2 separate regions of the Homo sapiens genome follow, and region 1 is linked to region 2. The links are chromatin loops, found by intact Hi-C in ENCODE. Cell type or tissue: B cell. All regions are shown on one strand. Links, peaks and the distances in the headings refer to the core of each region. The heading gives the core; the rest is flanking DNA. Region 1 overlaps PHACTR1 (phosphatase and actin regulator 1). Region 2 has its middle 37 kb from the start of SIRT5.

Region 1 (8,340 bases), core at 133-8,132, 340 kb after region 2:
GGTGTGAGCCACTGCTCCCAGCAGCTAACTTCTTAAAGTAGTGTTTCCATCAGCCTCATTAGGGAAGCTTGGGAGAGGCAGATTCCCGGGCCTCACCTTCAGAGTTCAGATTCAATAAGTCCACAGTGGTGCCCAGGAATCTGCTTTGTAAACAAACTCCCAGATCACTCTGATCTACCTGGATGGAAATGACACCTGGTGCTGCAAGTTCTCATCAGGCAAAGAGGCACAAAATCATTACCAACATTTGTTGGTCTAAAAAGTATAAGATAAACTATAAAATCATGCACTGATTCAGTTCTGTTGGCTTCAGCAAATTGCTTAATCTCTTTGATGTTCAGTTTTCCAATCTGTGAAATAATGTGTTATGGCAAGGTTGTCCAACCGGCGGCCTGCATGCGACCCAGGACAGCTTTGAATGTGGCCCGACACAAAATGGTAAACTTTCTTAAAACATGACGGGATTTATGCACGGATCTTTTTCTTTTCTTTCGTTTTTTTTTTTTCACTCATCAGGTATCATTAGTATTTGTATATTTTATGTGTAGCCCAAGACAATTCTTCTTCTTCCAATGTGGGCCAGGGAAGCCAAAAGGTTGGACACCCCTGTGTTATAGGACAATTGTAAAATTAAATAAAGTACATAAACCGTGTGGCATAGCGTCTGACACTCCAGACACTCCAGACAGTTATTCCACAGAGAGTAACCATAATTCTTGATGCTATCACCATCCTCATTATTAATTGCCTCCTTTAGGAAGCCCATCATCCCGAGGCTGGCTGAGGCGCCTGCCCATGGGACCCCCAAGGCCTCGTGCTTCCCTGTGTCACAGCATTGCCTATTGAGTCAATTCAATCCCTTTCATTTTTCTTAACATGTTGCTGATTTTTCCTTGCAAGGGCTATGTGTGATGTAGTAATTATTAAATTTCACTGAGCGTGGCTATTTCCTCCTGTTTTACCTGCTAGAATGAACTAAGCCTAGTGCATAGTAGATACCCAATAAACGTTTGTTTATCTTTTCATCATGTCTTCAGGGCAACGGGAAAAGGTGGAACTCAGTGACTGGTTTCTGCTGTATTAAAGGTCTGCGAGTCAAAGTGTGGCCAATGGACTAGCAGGAGCCACATGGCCTGGGACCTTATCAGAAAGGCAGATGCTCAGGGCCCACCCCAGACCCTCTGGCAAGATCTCTAGGGGACGCTGATCTATCAAGTCTGAGAAGCACCCCTGAAAGAGGCATTCCTTTCCAAAGAGGCTACTCCCTCCATAGGCAAAATAACAAATGCCCAGAGCCTTGTGGAGGAGGAGATTATCCCAGCACTGCTCTGGGAGGGCTGGGAAGGAGGTGCAGAGGCTTCTGCTGTGGGCCGAGGGCAGAATGTCCTGGTGAAACCACCACTGGCTTAGAACTCAGAAGAATGATTCTAGATCCTTGAGGGATAGCATTAGGAGACATACCTAATGTAAATGACCAGTTAATGGGTGCAGCACACCAACATGGCACATGTATACATATGTAACAAACCTGCACATTGTGCACATGTACCCTAGAACTTAAGGTATAATAATAATAATAAAAAAAAAAGGAACTCAGAAGAGCTGGGGTTTAAGTACAGCTCCAAGACCAAGAAACTTTGTTACTCTTCCTAAGACATTTAGCTTTCCTGAGCCTCAGTTTTCTCATCTGTAGAAAGGGAGTATTGCCCAGAGTATAGATCTGTAATGAGAAGTAAATAGATTAATAACTACACAGCTCCATGCAAGGTGCTGAGGGGACCTTAGGGTTGAAATCTAGCCTGAGGCCTGCCCTGGTGTGGGGCTGATTCACTCTAGAGGAAGGGGCATCCTCTACAGGGCACTTTTTCTAATTTTACAAAGTCTCCATATAGGTCAGCAGAAGGCCTGAGTATAAAGTAGCCCCCGTACAGTCCTTGATGCATCAGAGGAGATCAGCAAATGTAGTCTTGATTCTGAGACAAACATCATAATACATTCCCCACCTCTGCCATAGGTTGTTTGGAGGGTCAGACAGGATCACGTGAACGTGCTTTGTAAATTGCAAAGTACCTTATATAGCTGCAGTGTTGCTAATAGGGCTTTCACCACACTTCTGAAAATCCACCTATCCTGATGCTTTCCAGCCTGGGGTGGGAAGGTAGAAGCCAAAAAAACAACAGAGAGTGTTTAATATGTGGTGGTACTATCATAAGTAAGCAGTGGAAAAGAGCAGAGGTGATTGGAAAGTGAATCAAGTAATAGAGCAGAGAGGCTTGCGAAAGACTTCCATGGCGGTTCTCCATGCTTGCAACAAAACACCACCACAAAATGCTCCAGGAGAGGTTTCTAGGTTTCAGTGTATTGTTCTGATGCACACCGCACTACATCGGTATTGAAAACTAGTGACTGGGGCCGGGTGCAGTGGGTCAAGCCTGTAATCCCAGTACTTTGGGAGGCCAAGGCGGGCGGATCACGAGGTTAGGAGTTCAAGACCAGCCTGACCAACATGGTGAAACCCTGTCTTTAAAAAAAGTACAAAAATTAGCTGGGCGCAGTGGCATGCGCCTGTAGTCCCAGCTACTTGGGAGGCTGAGGCAGGAGAATCGCTTGAACCTGGGAAGCGGAGGTTGCAGTGAGCTGAGATTGTACCACTGCGCTCCACCGTGGGCAACAGAGTGAGACTCTGTCTCAAAAAACAAAAAAAAAAAGAAAGAAAACCAGTGGATGATCTAGGAGTCTGAAAACCTGCGTCCTTTGCTTTTAACTGCCTGAGGAAGACATCTAACCTTCCTGGGATTTTGTCTCTTTACCTCTAAAGATCCTAGAATAAAAATGCCTCCTTTCCCTTGATTCCTGGGATAAAAATGCCTCCTTTCCCTTGACAGCACCTCACTGAATAAATGGTTTTGCATCTATCTGATGCATGATATTTATTAATTGTTGGAGGATACACACTACTTCTTGCCTTTCTAATGATGATGGTGGCTGCTCCTGCTGGGAAACACACAGAGCTCTCTGCTTGCTGACTTATTTCTGCAGCTAGACTGATTGAGATGCAGTGTATTCATAAAACTGTCTCTGTTGATGGAGTGGAAGAAGCAAAAACGACCAGTTCCAGAGAACAAGGAAAATAAACCCAAACCGTGAATGTCACAGAGCCATAAAACCCAAGAGGGCTGTATTTCCAAACCTGACACAGCCCTGGCTGATGACTTCAGACAAGGAAAGAAAAAGCAAAGATGACTTCTAAAGTTGGTCCTTGTGCCGTATGGCTGTAGCCGACACACGGAATAAGTGTGGACTAAATAAATACACCTCTAACCTCTCTTCTTACCACCACAAATGAACTTTTTTTTTTTTTTTTTTTTTTTGAGACGGTGTCTCTCTCTGTCGCCCAGGCTGGAGTACAGTGGCGCGATCTCAGCTCACTGCAATGTCCGCCTTCTGGGTTCAAGCAATTTTCATGCTTCAGCCTCCTGAGTAGCTGGGATTACAGGTGCTCGCCACAACGCCCAGCTAATTTTTGTAGTTTCAGTAGAGATGGGGGTTTCACCATGTTGGCCAGGCTGGTCTCAAACTCCCAACCTCAAGTGATCCCTTCATCTCGGCCTCCTGAAGTGCTGGGATTACAGGCATGAGCCACCGCGCCAGGCCACAAATGAACTTTTTAATCAGCACCTGCTATAGAGGCCCATTTGTAACTGCTGCTGTATCGGCAGTTACTTGTCAATGAGCACAGCACTTAGTGCCCAATGAATAAAGGTGTTGCAAAATTTTCTCAGTCATTTGCCAACTAGTTGCAGTGAGTTGGAATTACTTATCTCCTTTAATTACTTAACCTTAGCTATAGGTACTCCACCTGAAGATGGTGGACTATAATAAAGGGCCTATTGGCAGTATATCTGGAACAGAAATGAGAGTCTAGCATCACTAATCTACTAAATCAGATTCCCCTTGGCTGCAAGAAAGAGGTCAACAGGAGCTCCATCAGTTCCTTCAGAACACGAGGCCCGCCTAGGGATGATCACTCGCCTGGCGTTTTGCCTTGGTCAAAGGCAAAATGTGCTGACTGACCCCTTGTGGTGAGAGGGATGATGTTGAGAGAAACAAGAGTAATGAAAAAAATGTTATTTTTGTGAAATGCCCCAAACCTGGCTTTCCCTTCCAAGCCAGGTCAGCATGTGAAAACCACAGCAGACATCTGGCCTCCGTGAGGACCGTCCTCAGATCTGGAATCATAACCTCAAGGGCCATGATAACATACACAACCCTGGCACCCTCAGCTGACTTAGTTTCAGAGCCGCTTTCTACAAAGAAACATTAAATTTAAAAAAAAATTTTACTAGACAAATAATAATTGTAGATATTCATGGGATGACATTTTGATACATATTTGTAATGTGGGATGATTAAATCAGGCTAATTAACAAATCCATCACCTTACATACTTATCATGTTTTGGCAGTGAAAACATTTAAAATCTTCTGTCTTGGCAATTTTGAAATATACAATCCATTATTAAATGTACCCTGGGAAGATGGCCATGAGTAGGGAAGGACTGGAGAGGAGAGTCACTCTCCAGCTAACTGAGTCACTTAGGCACGTCACCCTTGCAGGGCATGTAATTCAGTTAGTTTTTTTTTTTTTCTTCAATAAAATTACACAGTATTCATTGCCAGAGAACTGCTCTCTTTTCTTTTTCCTTTCTTTCTTTTTTTTTTTTTTTTGAGACGGAGTCTTGCTCTGTCACCAGGCTGGAGTGCAGTGGTGTGATCTTGGCTCACTGCAACCTCCACCTCCTGGGTTCAAGCAATTCTCCTGCCTCAGCCTCCTGAGTAGCTGGGACTACAGGCACGCGCCACCACGCCCAGCTAATTTTTGTATTTTTAGTAAAGACAGGGTTTCACTATGTTGGCCAGGATGGTCTTGATCTCTTGACCTCGTGATCTGCCCACCTTGGCCTCCCAAAGTACTGGGATTACAGGCGTGAGCCATCGCGCCCAGCCCAGGAAACTGCTCTCAAAGAGTCAAAATGGTAGATGTCCTTCTAATCATGGAACAAACACCTGTTGAGAGGATCAGTAAGTATTTTGTGAGAAATTATAAATCACCTATATAAAAACACATCATATTGTTTATGTCTGCAGCCATGGACTGGTGCTGCTGCTCCTAGGGAGACCGGAAGAGAAGAATGCCCTTCAATTGATCACTGTGCTGTTGAACCTGGGCCTTCTGCAGGACAGGCATAAAGGAGGGTGAGAAATGCAGAGATGGAGAGATGAAAGGATCATTCATTCATCCAAGCAGATAGGGAATCAAATCAAAGTCACCACGTCATCAGGGTGAGCATCGACACATTCATCTGCTCTCAAAACATGCAAAACAGGAGATAGACGTATGAAGTTTGAAAGTAAATTGAGATCATATAAAAGAAAATACTGAGCTGGATGTGGCAGATCTCGCCTGTAGTCCCAGTTACTTGGGAGGCTGAGGCAGGAGGACTGTTTGAGCCCAGGAGTTGGAGATCAGTCTGGGCAACATCGAGAGACCTTGTCTCTAAAAAAATTTTAAAAAATTAGCTGGGAGTAGTGGCGCATGCCTATAGTCCCAGCTACTTGGGAGGCTGAGGTGGGATGATCATTTGAGCCCAGGAATTTGAGGATGCAGTGAGCTATGATCATGCCACTGCACTCCAAGTTGGACAACATAGTGAGACCGCATCTCAACATACACTCCCCAAAACTATATATATATATATATATATATATATACACAGAGAGCTATTAAGAGGTAGAATATTCATGGTGACAGTGTAAGTTCAAGCTAGATCCATAAATACTTTAAAGGAAAAACAAGGATGGCTGCAGCTCATCTCTTACCTTGCATCTCTTGGATGCAGGATGATATTTATTCACTGTTGGAGGTCACACTCGTATTTTTTGCATTTACAATGATGTTAATGGCTGGTCTAACTGTCTGTAGTTGGTGTGTGTAAGAGCATGCCTGTTTCCTTCCAAAATTCTTAGTGTACGGCCTGAGAACTACGGCTGGACCATGAGTTTGACCAATATGGATGACTGTCATGTTCTAACTGCTACTCTTTAAAGGGGTTGCTTTTACATCTAGGTTATCATGTTTCCTTCAAACACTACAGAATACAGGGGAATCAGGGTTAATTTATGGCAGAACTTAGAACTGGAGAACATTTTGCTAACTTCCCTAAAATGCAAGTATCCTGCTATGAAGATACAGGCAAAAGATCATCAAACTCCTCCTTCAGCAACAGGGCTTCTCTCCCTCACAAAGCCTCCTGTTCAGCATTAGCTAAGGACTCAGCAGGGAACACATCAGATTAAATCCCTGCCCTCATGAAACTTACCCCTGGGATGTTTAGAAAATATGCAAAAGGAAGGAAGCTTGGTGCCCTTTGCAATTTCATGTTGATGTTGGACATGCCCCAGTTTATTTATACATCCAGTTATAAATCCATCGAACAGCATTACTGTCCATCTTATTCACAGGAACAATTGAGAGACATGCTTGGCTGAAATCAAGCAATTGCTGCTAAAAAGTGCACAAAAGATGCTAACTTCCTTCTACAAAGTTAAATCCTTCCTCGTGACATTCACAGCTCTCCACAGTTTCACCACAATCCACTTTTCAGCCCCAATTTTCCTTACTACACCACAAGAATCCTACATCCCTGCTGATAGGACTATTTGCTATTTCTTGAACATAATAAGCCTTGTACCCACGTGCCTGTGTGTCCTTTGCATCTTGTTTAAGAACAACCTCCTCCTCCAATCCTACCTGTCAAAATCCCACTCATCTTTAAGGCTTGTCTTAAATAACTCCTCCTTAATGATGCTTTTTCTTGATTCCTCCAAAAGGATTTGACTTGTTATACTTGAATTTATTTAGAGCCATGTTTACATCTCCTCCTATTAAACATTTTCTGTAGCTTATCACAGCCTGCAGCTCCTCCCGCTGATGGCCTTAACCATTTTTGTACATTGTATGAGGGCTGGCAGAACACCTTGCACATAGCAGGCATTGAAAACATAAGTGCTGAGTGAATTAAATCTCCAACCTAACAGTGCTACAAAAAAGACAGGTATTTTGCTACGCTCTTTGCCCTGGTTATAGAAATCAGAGCAGAAAGCATCCTTTAAAAACTGTTTTAATCAACAGATAGTCCTTGTATGCACTGCAGAAAAAAAACTTCTGCATTTTGAGAATAGAAACAAGACTGGAAAAACATGGAGAAATGGGTAGAAAAGTGAGTATAAAAAGTAAAATCAGCTAACTCCCCCATTCGTTCTGTGTTGTTTCCATTTTTTATTTTTTGTATGAGTTTTGACATCTTAAAAACCTTTCTGGCTGGGGAGACTGTCCCTCCTGGGGCTGACCAATTCTCAGAGTTAGCAAGGGCCAAGTCAGGAGCAGCCCTTTGATATGGAAACAAGCCAGTCCAGAGCCAGACTTCCTCTATCAGGCCTGTCCACCCCAGGATGCATTATTCCTCTGCCTTAATCATCCCATGGCCAGGTACCAGGCAACTATAGAACATTTGTATAGCTTAGAGCCTGCTGACACCATGCAAACTAGCCAGTCCTAAAGTGCTCTGTCTGCCCTGCTTTGCCTTTCTGCAGAAACCCCAATAAACACTCTGGCCTCGGCTTTCCCCTCTCCTTGCTTTCTGCCTCCTGACCACCCTGAGGCTTCCCCATGTGCCCTGTGTGGTGAGCCGTGCCTCCTGTCTCTAGGGCCCGTGAGTATAATAAACCTTATGGCTGCACTTGACCGACCATCTCACAAAGAACACAGAACACCTTCAAATTATCAGTTACCAAGAGAGACTTCTATGCAAACATTCATTTTTTTTCCATTTAAAGGCATAGATAAAGTCCAAGCTCACAGTGGTCTAATCTTTGGTTTTATTGCACTGGGATTACTGGGAGGGAAGGCAGGGACAGAGGCAGAAGTAGCCAGGTGGTTCTGGAGGGTTGGAGAGGAGGACATGGAGGGTTGGGAATGTGGGGATCAATGGGGGAGAGAGAGCATCAGAGAAAAACAGAGACACATAATGAAATTACGCAGCAGCATGTGACTGTAGAACAGTGAAAAAGTCCACAAAACTAGAGAGATAGCTATAACCAGGAATATTGGTCAAGCATGGAGAGAGGATTCTTGTTACACAGGTACACATGCTGGGGCTGAAAATAACACAGGTCATGGACACCATTTGTCAGGCAAAGTTGTAGTAGCGAATACTTTGGTAACATTGAAATGAGCAATCAACTAAGTTCTGAGAATATATTAAGTTTCCTTGTATTTTGA
Region 2 (8,340 bases), core at 36-8,035:
GGCCAGCCCAGAAAGGGGCTCCCACAGTGCAGCGGTGGGCTGAAGGGCTTCTCAAGCACGCCCAGAGTGGGCGCCAAGGCCGAGGAGGCGCCGAGAGCGAGCGAGGGCGCACGCTGTCACCTCTCAATATGACGTTAATGTACATACTATAATTTCTTTACTCATTTACCCAACGACAGATACTTAGGTTGATTCCATCTCTTGGCTGTTGTGAATAGTGCTGCAATGAAAATGGGAGAGCTCTTCAATGCACTGATTTCAATTCCTTTGGATATAAATCCAGGAGTGGGATTGCTGCATCATATGGTAGTTCTAATTTTGATCTTTTGAAGAACCTCCAAACCATTTTCTGTAGTGGCCAATTCGCATTCTGGGACCACACTTTGAGAACCACTGTCTTTACATGTAAGCAGGGAGAGCACAACTCTGTGGCCTGGTCTTACTGTCTTAATTCTTGACCTTCTGTCCCTCAAATAGGATATTTGCCAACGTATCCATTTTTTTTTTCATGTTCCCCAGGCTGTCATCTAGTAAGTTCTGTCTGCCGGGAACACTCTTCTTTCTCTATTCCTCCAATCTCCTGTACTCCCGTGTTCTGCCTGGTTAATTATCATTCATCCTGCAGGTATCTGTCTATTTGGGTGTATGTTTGTGCATCTATTTTTAAAAAGCAAATTTATTGAGATAGAATTCACATACCATACAATTCACCCATTTAAAGTACACAGTTCAGTGGTTTTCGTAGAGTCACAGATACGTGCAGCTATCACGATCGTCCATTTTAGATGATTGTCACTTCCCCGAAAATAAATCCGTTTGTCATAAGCTATCACCTCTCTGCCTCTCCCTTTTCCACTCCCAACCCTAAGCAACCAGTAATCTACTTTCTGTCTCTATAACTTTCCCTGTTTAGGATATTCATGCAGATTAAATCTTATAGTATGTGGTCTTTTGTGACAGGCTTCTTTCACTTGGCATAATATTTTTAAGGTTCATCCTTGTTGAAGCATGTATCGACATTTTATTCCTTTTTATAGTGGAATGATATTCCATGCCTCATTTTGGTTCTCCATTTGTCCATGTGTAACCCTGGACAATTGGGTTGTTTTCATCTTTTGGCTATTACAAATAATGCTGCTGTAAACATTCTTTTTGTGAGATGGAATTTCACCTTGTAGCCCATGCTGGAGTGCAGTGGCATGATCTCGGCTCACTGCAACCTCCGCCTCCTAGGTTCAGGCAATTCTCCTGCCTCAGCCTCCTGAGTAGCTGGAATTACAGGCGCCCGCCACCATGCCCGGCTAATTTTTGTATTTTTAGTAGAGACGGGGTTTCATCGTGTTAGCCAGGCTGGTCTTGAACCCTTGACCTCAGGTGATCCACCTGCCTCGGCCTCCCAAAGTGCTGGGACTACAGGCATGAGCCACTGCACCCGGCCCTGTAAACATTCTTGTACAAGTTTCTGTGTGGACAGATGGTTTTATTTCTCTTAGATATATATCTAGAAGTGGAATTGCTGGGTCATATAGTAACTCTTGTTTAATTGGTTGAGGAACTACCATCTGTTTTCTAAAGCAGCTGCACCATTTTACATTCCTACCAGCAGTGTGCAAATGTCTAATTTCTCTACATCTTGCTAACACTTGTTATTGTCTGCCATTTTAAAAATCATAATCATCCTAGTGTGTGTGAAGTATTATCGTGGTTTTGATTTGCATTTCCTTGGTGTCTAGTGATGCTGAGCATTTTGTCATGTGCTTTTTGGCCACTTGTATATCTTCTTTGAGGAAGAGTGTATTCAGATATTTTACCCATTTCTGATTGGATTGTCTTCATAAGAGTTCTTTAAATATCCTAGATGCAAGTCCCTTATCAGATGTATGATTTGCAAACATTTTCTCCCATTCTGTGGGTTATCTTTTCACTTTACTGGTGGTGTCCTTTGAAACATAAAAGCTTTTAATTTTGATGAAATGTAATTTATCTATTTTTTTCTTTTGTTTTTCATGATTTTGTTGTCATATCTAAGAATCTTTTGCCACATCTAAGGTCATGAAGATCTACCTCTATTTTCTTCCAAGGGTTTTATAGCTCTTGCTCTTACATTTAGGTCTTCGACCCATTTTGAGTTAATTTTTTGGAGATGGTTTGGGTAGAGGATCCAACTCCATTCTTTTGCATGTAGCTATCCTGTTATCTCCACACCATTTGTTGAAAAGACTGCCCTTTTCCCATTGAACGATCTCAGCACCCTTGTCAAAAATCAATTAACCATGGGTATATGGATTTACTTCTGGACTCTATTCTATTCCATTGATTTATGCATGTTTCCGTGTGCCAGCACCACATTGTCTTGATTACCCTTTCTGCTTAAATGTTGTTACAGTATTTCATCAAATGCATTGTGATCTTGCAGATGTTAAAGTGTAAAAAGGAAGGATCAGTGTTTCTTGTATCCCAATGCCTGAGATGTTAAGGTCTTAGGATTGATTAAACGCATGTGTCTGGGAAAACTTTCTTTATCCCGATAGACTAGATTAATCCTCTGCTCTGTGTCCCTGTTTCACCCAGGACTCATCACAGCATTTATCATACTATTGTGACTGTTCCTCTTAAAGCCAGCGGTTCTCAAAGTGTGGCCCACAGACCAGCAGTATCACCCTCACTTGGGAACTTGTTAGACATGCAAATTCTCAGACCCCCACCCCAGCCCACTGAATCAGATACTCTGGAGGAGGGGCCCAGCCATGTGTATTTTATCAAGGCCTCTGAGTGAATCTGACACACACCGAGGTTTGAGAGCCCCTTGATTCAGAAGGTCTGTGAGGGTAGAAAGCACACCTATCTGCCCACCATTGTGTCCCTAGCACTTGGCATGGTGCCTGGTATGGATTAACAATCAATAAATGTTGAATAAATAAATAAATGAACGAAGTGCCGTGACTTGCCCAAGGTCATATGGACAGTAGGTGAAAGCTGAGAGCTACATCACCTCTTTCTGTCTTGGTTGCCGGGCTTATGGTGTGAGGTTGACAGGAATATCCTAATTCATTCAACAAGCATTTGTTAAAGAATTACTGCGTTCTCAACATTTTGCAAAATTTGGCCAAATGCTCTAGCTTTGGTAATAAAATGTGAGGCATCAGTAGATAACTTTGTAGGATCATTAGAAGCACTTCAGGTTCAGAAAGAATTGGGGAAAGTTAGACTTTATTAAACAGCAGGGGGAGCTTTGTGAAGAAGAAAGCAGCCCATGTTGTAGGGCAAGCCAACCCAGCATAAGGACACTTATTTATTTAAGAATAAATTGGTTCAAAGCCGCTTTTACACTCAATTCCTATAGACACACCCTTCTTCCTATTGGATTTCATTATCTGGACATTCTCTTTACACAGGCTTAATAAAATCACTCTTAAGATAACAACAAAGCTTTAAAGAACATATTTGTGAAAAAAACAACAATATTCTAATATTCTGAAATAATAAAAAATTCAGCTAATCACAAAATAAATGCATGTCACTGGGGTTATATATGTTTTATATTAGGCATATTATGCCTAATAGTTTTAAGTTCTAATGAGGCAAAAAAGGTGAAAGGTTAACTAAACAAAGGACATTGTTCTCCTTGATTTTTGAATGGTTATATGGATTCTGAGGATGTGTTTTCATAATTATTAGAACATCGATGCTTTTCTTTTAAATCTTTGAGAGTATTTAAAGTGCATTCTAAACAATGTTTGGCACAGTAGTAGGAAACCACTCCTGTAAATTTTATTAGATTGCTTTGGGAAGGTACAGGTTATCAGAACAGAGGAAACCGAGTTATGCAGAAGACAAAACACACTGTTTATGGCCAACTTCTGCATCCCCACAAAACACACTGTTTATGGCCAACTTCTGCATCCCCACAGAGTCTCATTACTAAGCAAAAGCCTTCCTCAATCATCCAACTTTAATTTTATAACACTGTTTTAATAGAAATCCACATTGTATCCTGCTTTATTGGAAGTGGGTCTCATTTTGATGGAGCCAGTCCTTTGCACAAGGTTTCCCCTGAAACCTCCTGAGACTTTTATCAGTGTGCAAAGGAGACAACCTACAGCTGTTTTGTGTGAATTGGCTGCTGTTAAAACAAGACAGGCAATAAAAAGAGAAGGCAAATTTAAAGCTGTAAAGCAAAGACTTTGAAATCAGAGTGCAGTGCCAGCCAGTCATTCTGGAAATATTTTAATCATTCAATAAGAAAAAAAGGTTTTCTCTAGAGTGGATGATTCTACAAAATTTTTCAACTATAAGCTTTCAACTTCAATGGAGATGGAACAAATGAGTGGATTTATTAGTCATATGACTTCAAACAAGTTATTTAGCCCATCCATGCCTCAGTTTCCTGATTTTTAGAATGGGGATAGTAATCAATAGCACTTACCTTGCAAGCTGGTTGCGAGGGCCGCACATGTACAGAGCTTGGCAGAAAGCCTGGCAAACATTCACCGTCCAGTAGATGTTTGCCACTATGTGCAATTGTTTTCTTTGATGCTCATGTTCACAATCTCTTATCTGCATTTCCCAAATCCAAAAAAAGCTCTGCAAACCCCAAACTTGCTGGTACGATCTGTTCTGAATTGACAGGAGGCTGATGGGAGGCTTTTTTTTTTAAATACCATTTGGGATAAATTTTATATGTTTTGTAGTACAGATATTAATGTATTTACCCTTCTAAAATCCAAAATGTTCTAAATTCCAAGCCACTCTAGCCCCAGGGGTTTCAAATATATGATTTAGGGCCTATTTCTACAAGATGCCAATGCGACTCAGAGAAAAATGAACAAACAGTGGATTCATAGATACCTGGATTTGAATCCAGATGTGGTCATCTACCTTGTGGGCCTTGGGCAAGCAACTTAACTTCTCTAAAGGCTCAAGTGATTGATACACAATTCCTATTACTGCACAGGGTGCAAACTTCTTCATATTCTTGCACCTCCACTCACAACGGTATCTTTCCCTTCATTCGTCCTTACAACCAACCACTTTTGGGGATTGCCACATACCTGGTTTGTTCAAGGCCACTCTCCCACTGCACCCTTAGCTAACTATACCACAGGTGAACTGCGTATGAGCCAATGAGAAAGTTCTGTGGATTCCAAGAAGGGAGGGAATGATTCAGAGGAAGGAATTGGGTTGATACATTTCTGATACCAGCTAACAATCAACTGGGATAAATTCCCAAAGGGCTGCTGCCCCACAGGTAATTTGCACCAAGGTAAAAATGGTTAACAGCTCAAGGTGGTGATGGGTTTAATTCATTTGCAAATTAGAAAGGGAAAAAGTAGAGTCTCACCTCACCATGTCATTGCTGGCTGCCAAAAGATTGGAGAATGTGGGAAAGGCAAGATCCAGAGGTGGTTCATTGGCCTGGACTGATTTATTAGAGAGGTCGCTTTAGGCCAGAAAACCTCAACCCTGACTCCTCAGCCAGCACCTTAAACAATGCCCATCCAAGGCAAGCAGATCGCTTGAGCCCAGGAGATCAAAGCCAGCCTGGGCAACATGATGAAACTCCATCTCTACAAAAAATACAAAAATTAGCCGGATGTGGTGGTGCACGCCTGTGGTCCCAGCTCCTCAGGAGACTGAGGTGGGAGGATCGCCTGAATCCAGGGAAGTCAAGGCTGCAGTGAGCTGTGATTGGGCCACCGCACTCCAGCTGGGGTGACAGAGTGAGACTCTGTCTTAAAAAAAAAAAAAAAAAAAGAAAAAAGAAAAAAAAGAAAAGCCAGGTCCCTGTTCAGATCAACTGGATCAGAATCTCTGGTGTGGTGTGTGCAGGGGCGGCGGGGGCAGGGGGTGGGCTGGGGGTGTGCAGGCAGATGTCAGTAGTGTAAAAAAATCTCCAGGTGATTCTATATTCAGCTTGGTTGCCACCTGCTCACTGAAGACACCTGGGAGTTTTAGGAAATAAGTACTGATGCCCAGGTCCTCCCCCAGAGATGCTGAGCCAACTGGCTTGCATATAAATGGCCTGGAATGTGATGGATCATCAGGATTTTTTTTTTTTAAAGTCCAGAGTGATTCACAGTGATCCAGGTTATCTCCCAATGTGCAGTATTCATTTCTCCTCACAACTAGGTTTCCTGGAATTTTTATCAAGAATTCCAGCTGCCGTAACAATAATGTTCAGATAATACAATTTGAAAGTTTATTTGGTTCTTTACTGAAAATTCACCTTTTCAGGAAAAGATTTAATTTTTGAAGTGCCTTAAATAGGCTGGGCAGAGTCTAGTGAAAATTGAAAACACAACTGACAGCCATTGAATTGATTACCTGCCTGGGTATTTTTCTCATTACCAAGAATTACTATTATCAGATGAAGGAATGGAGAATACAGAACATGATTCATGATTGTTTTAAGTAAGTCTGCAAGGTTAGTGTGTATCACATACATGATGTACCTTTACATATTACTATATGTTTCATGTTTGAGAATGTCTTATTTTTCACTGGCAGCTAAATAGTTGATTGACATCCCTGCCTTTATGGCACTTCACCAGGTACCTGAGACTCCAGAAGTGAGGTGACAAACCCTGCCTCTCAGAGCTGAGCAGTGACTGAGCAGTGGAGACTGAGCTCACTTACTCTGCACTTTCTCATCATTCCATGACTTTGCTTTGCATCTACTGTTGGCAGCTGGAAGGGCCAAGGGTCCTTGCATTGCCCTGACCTTCAAGGGCTCCGGATTTCCTGTGAGAGATGTCCAAGCTCCTTATCTGGGCATGCACAGCCTTGTTGGATCATCAGCCTCTTCTCCTGCCCAGCCCCAACCATGCCAGCCACGTCGGGCTGCTCCCTGCTCCTCCAAGGCCTCTCCTGGCCCCTGCACCTTTGCCACTCTCCACCTGTGGTGCATATAAATACCTCTTTGGGGAAAATAAGAATTAAAGCCCTAGTCCCTCTATGATCCAACAGAAGTGTACTCGGTTTGCTTGAGAGAGCCCTGGTTTGTATCAATATATGTCGGCACTTTAGCTTTCCTAGCGCAGGAGTGTTTTATATTTATTTTGATAAAAACATAATTCAGAATATTAGGTGAGCCTTTTAGGGAGCTTCGATTTATTCAATGCATTGGTGAACTCCAGAGTTGACATAAATGTGCTCTTTTGGGTGAGAACTCATCCTGCCTCTCGTTTGCAGGACCTAATGAGATAGAATTATAACGTAATTTTTTTTTAAGACAGAGTCTTGCTCTTGTCGCCCAGGCTGGAGTGCAATGGCATGATTTCGGCTCACTGTAACCTCTGCCTCCTAGGTTCAAGCAATTCTCCTGCCTCAGCCTCCCAAGTAGCTGGGATTACAGGCACCTGCAACCATTCCCGGCTGTTTTTGTATTTTTAGTAGAGACTGGGTTGGCCAGGCTGGTCTCAACTCCTGACCTCAAGTGATCCGCCCACCTCGGCCTCCCAAAATGCTGGGATTACAGGCGTGAGCCACTGTTCCTGGCCAATTTTTTTTTACATATAAGAATCCTTTCCATCCGGTCAAAACTCTAACACTCACTGAATGGTCATTGCGGAGTTTAAGAGGGAAATCCACTTAGAGCATGAAGGACCGGCCTGATACCCTGGGCCTTCTGATTTCTGGTTTTGAGACATGTTCTTTGCAGAGAGTACTCACTCCTTCTTCCTCTGTCTTCTCCTTGACTTTATTTCTTTCTGTGGGCTTTATGTCAACTAGGTCAGGCTCCAAAATCCCCAGATAATTGCTTTATTTTAAAAATAAAACGTAATTGGTGGTACACATGAACATAAAGATGGAGAAAATAGACTCTGGGGACTCCAACGGGATGGGAGGCTGGGTTGAAAAATTACCTACTGGGTAAAATGTCCAATATGTGGGTGATGAAGACACTAGAAACCCAACTCCCACCATTATGCATGTAATACCCATGTAATGAACAAGCACATGTACCTCCTGAATCTGAAATAAAAAAATAAAACACAACTGGTATTTGACAGGCAGTGTGGTCAGAATACAACTGGTATTTGACAGGCAGCTTGACAGGCAGTGACAGGCAATGGTAAGCATACAGAGCTGAACTCAGCCAGTTTGGGTTCACAGCCTGGTTCTGCCACTGACTACTTCTATGATTGTGGCAGTGAACTTAATTTCTTTTTGCTTCAATGTGTGTGCATGCGTGAGTGTATGCGTGCATGTGTGTGTATGTAATGTAGGCTTCAAGCTCTAAGCTCTAATGAATTGAAAGTTCCCAAGGTGGGGAGTGGCTAACGGCTTGTCTTTCTAGGTTCTGAAATCGTGCCTGGTCTATCACTCACCTGTCCCAAG

The links. Hi-C counts contacts between places; a loop is a spot of excess contacts. Peaks named below come from ENCODE experiments on the same cell type or tissue, not always from the same donor. Only the 100,000 strongest peaks of a DNase experiment are listed, where the experiment ranks them.
Region 1: it touches region 2 in a loop (4-fold over the local background); 3 of 110 quality-filtered maps call a loop at or near these places.

Annotation. Positions count from the first base shown.
Region 1 is chr6:13,190,789-13,199,128 of GRCh38, reverse strand. All of the region lies in intron 7 of PHACTR1 (phosphatase and actin regulator 1), which reads right to left. Among named protein-coding and RNA genes, the nearest start is that of TBC1D7, 130 kb to the left of the region's middle. RefSeq lists a silencer at 3,970-4,059. In B cell, for the core only: a CTCF peak has its summit at 4,051 (motif pointing left); a DNase peak (open chromatin) is centred at 4,048.
Region 2 is chr6:13,533,159-13,541,498 of GRCh38, reverse strand. No RefSeq gene overlaps it. Among named protein-coding and RNA genes, the nearest start is that of SIRT5, 37 kb to the left of the region's middle. In B cell, for the core only: CTCF peaks have their summits at 3,000 and 3,203 (motif pointing right); DNase peaks (open chromatin) are centred at 1,718 and 3,218.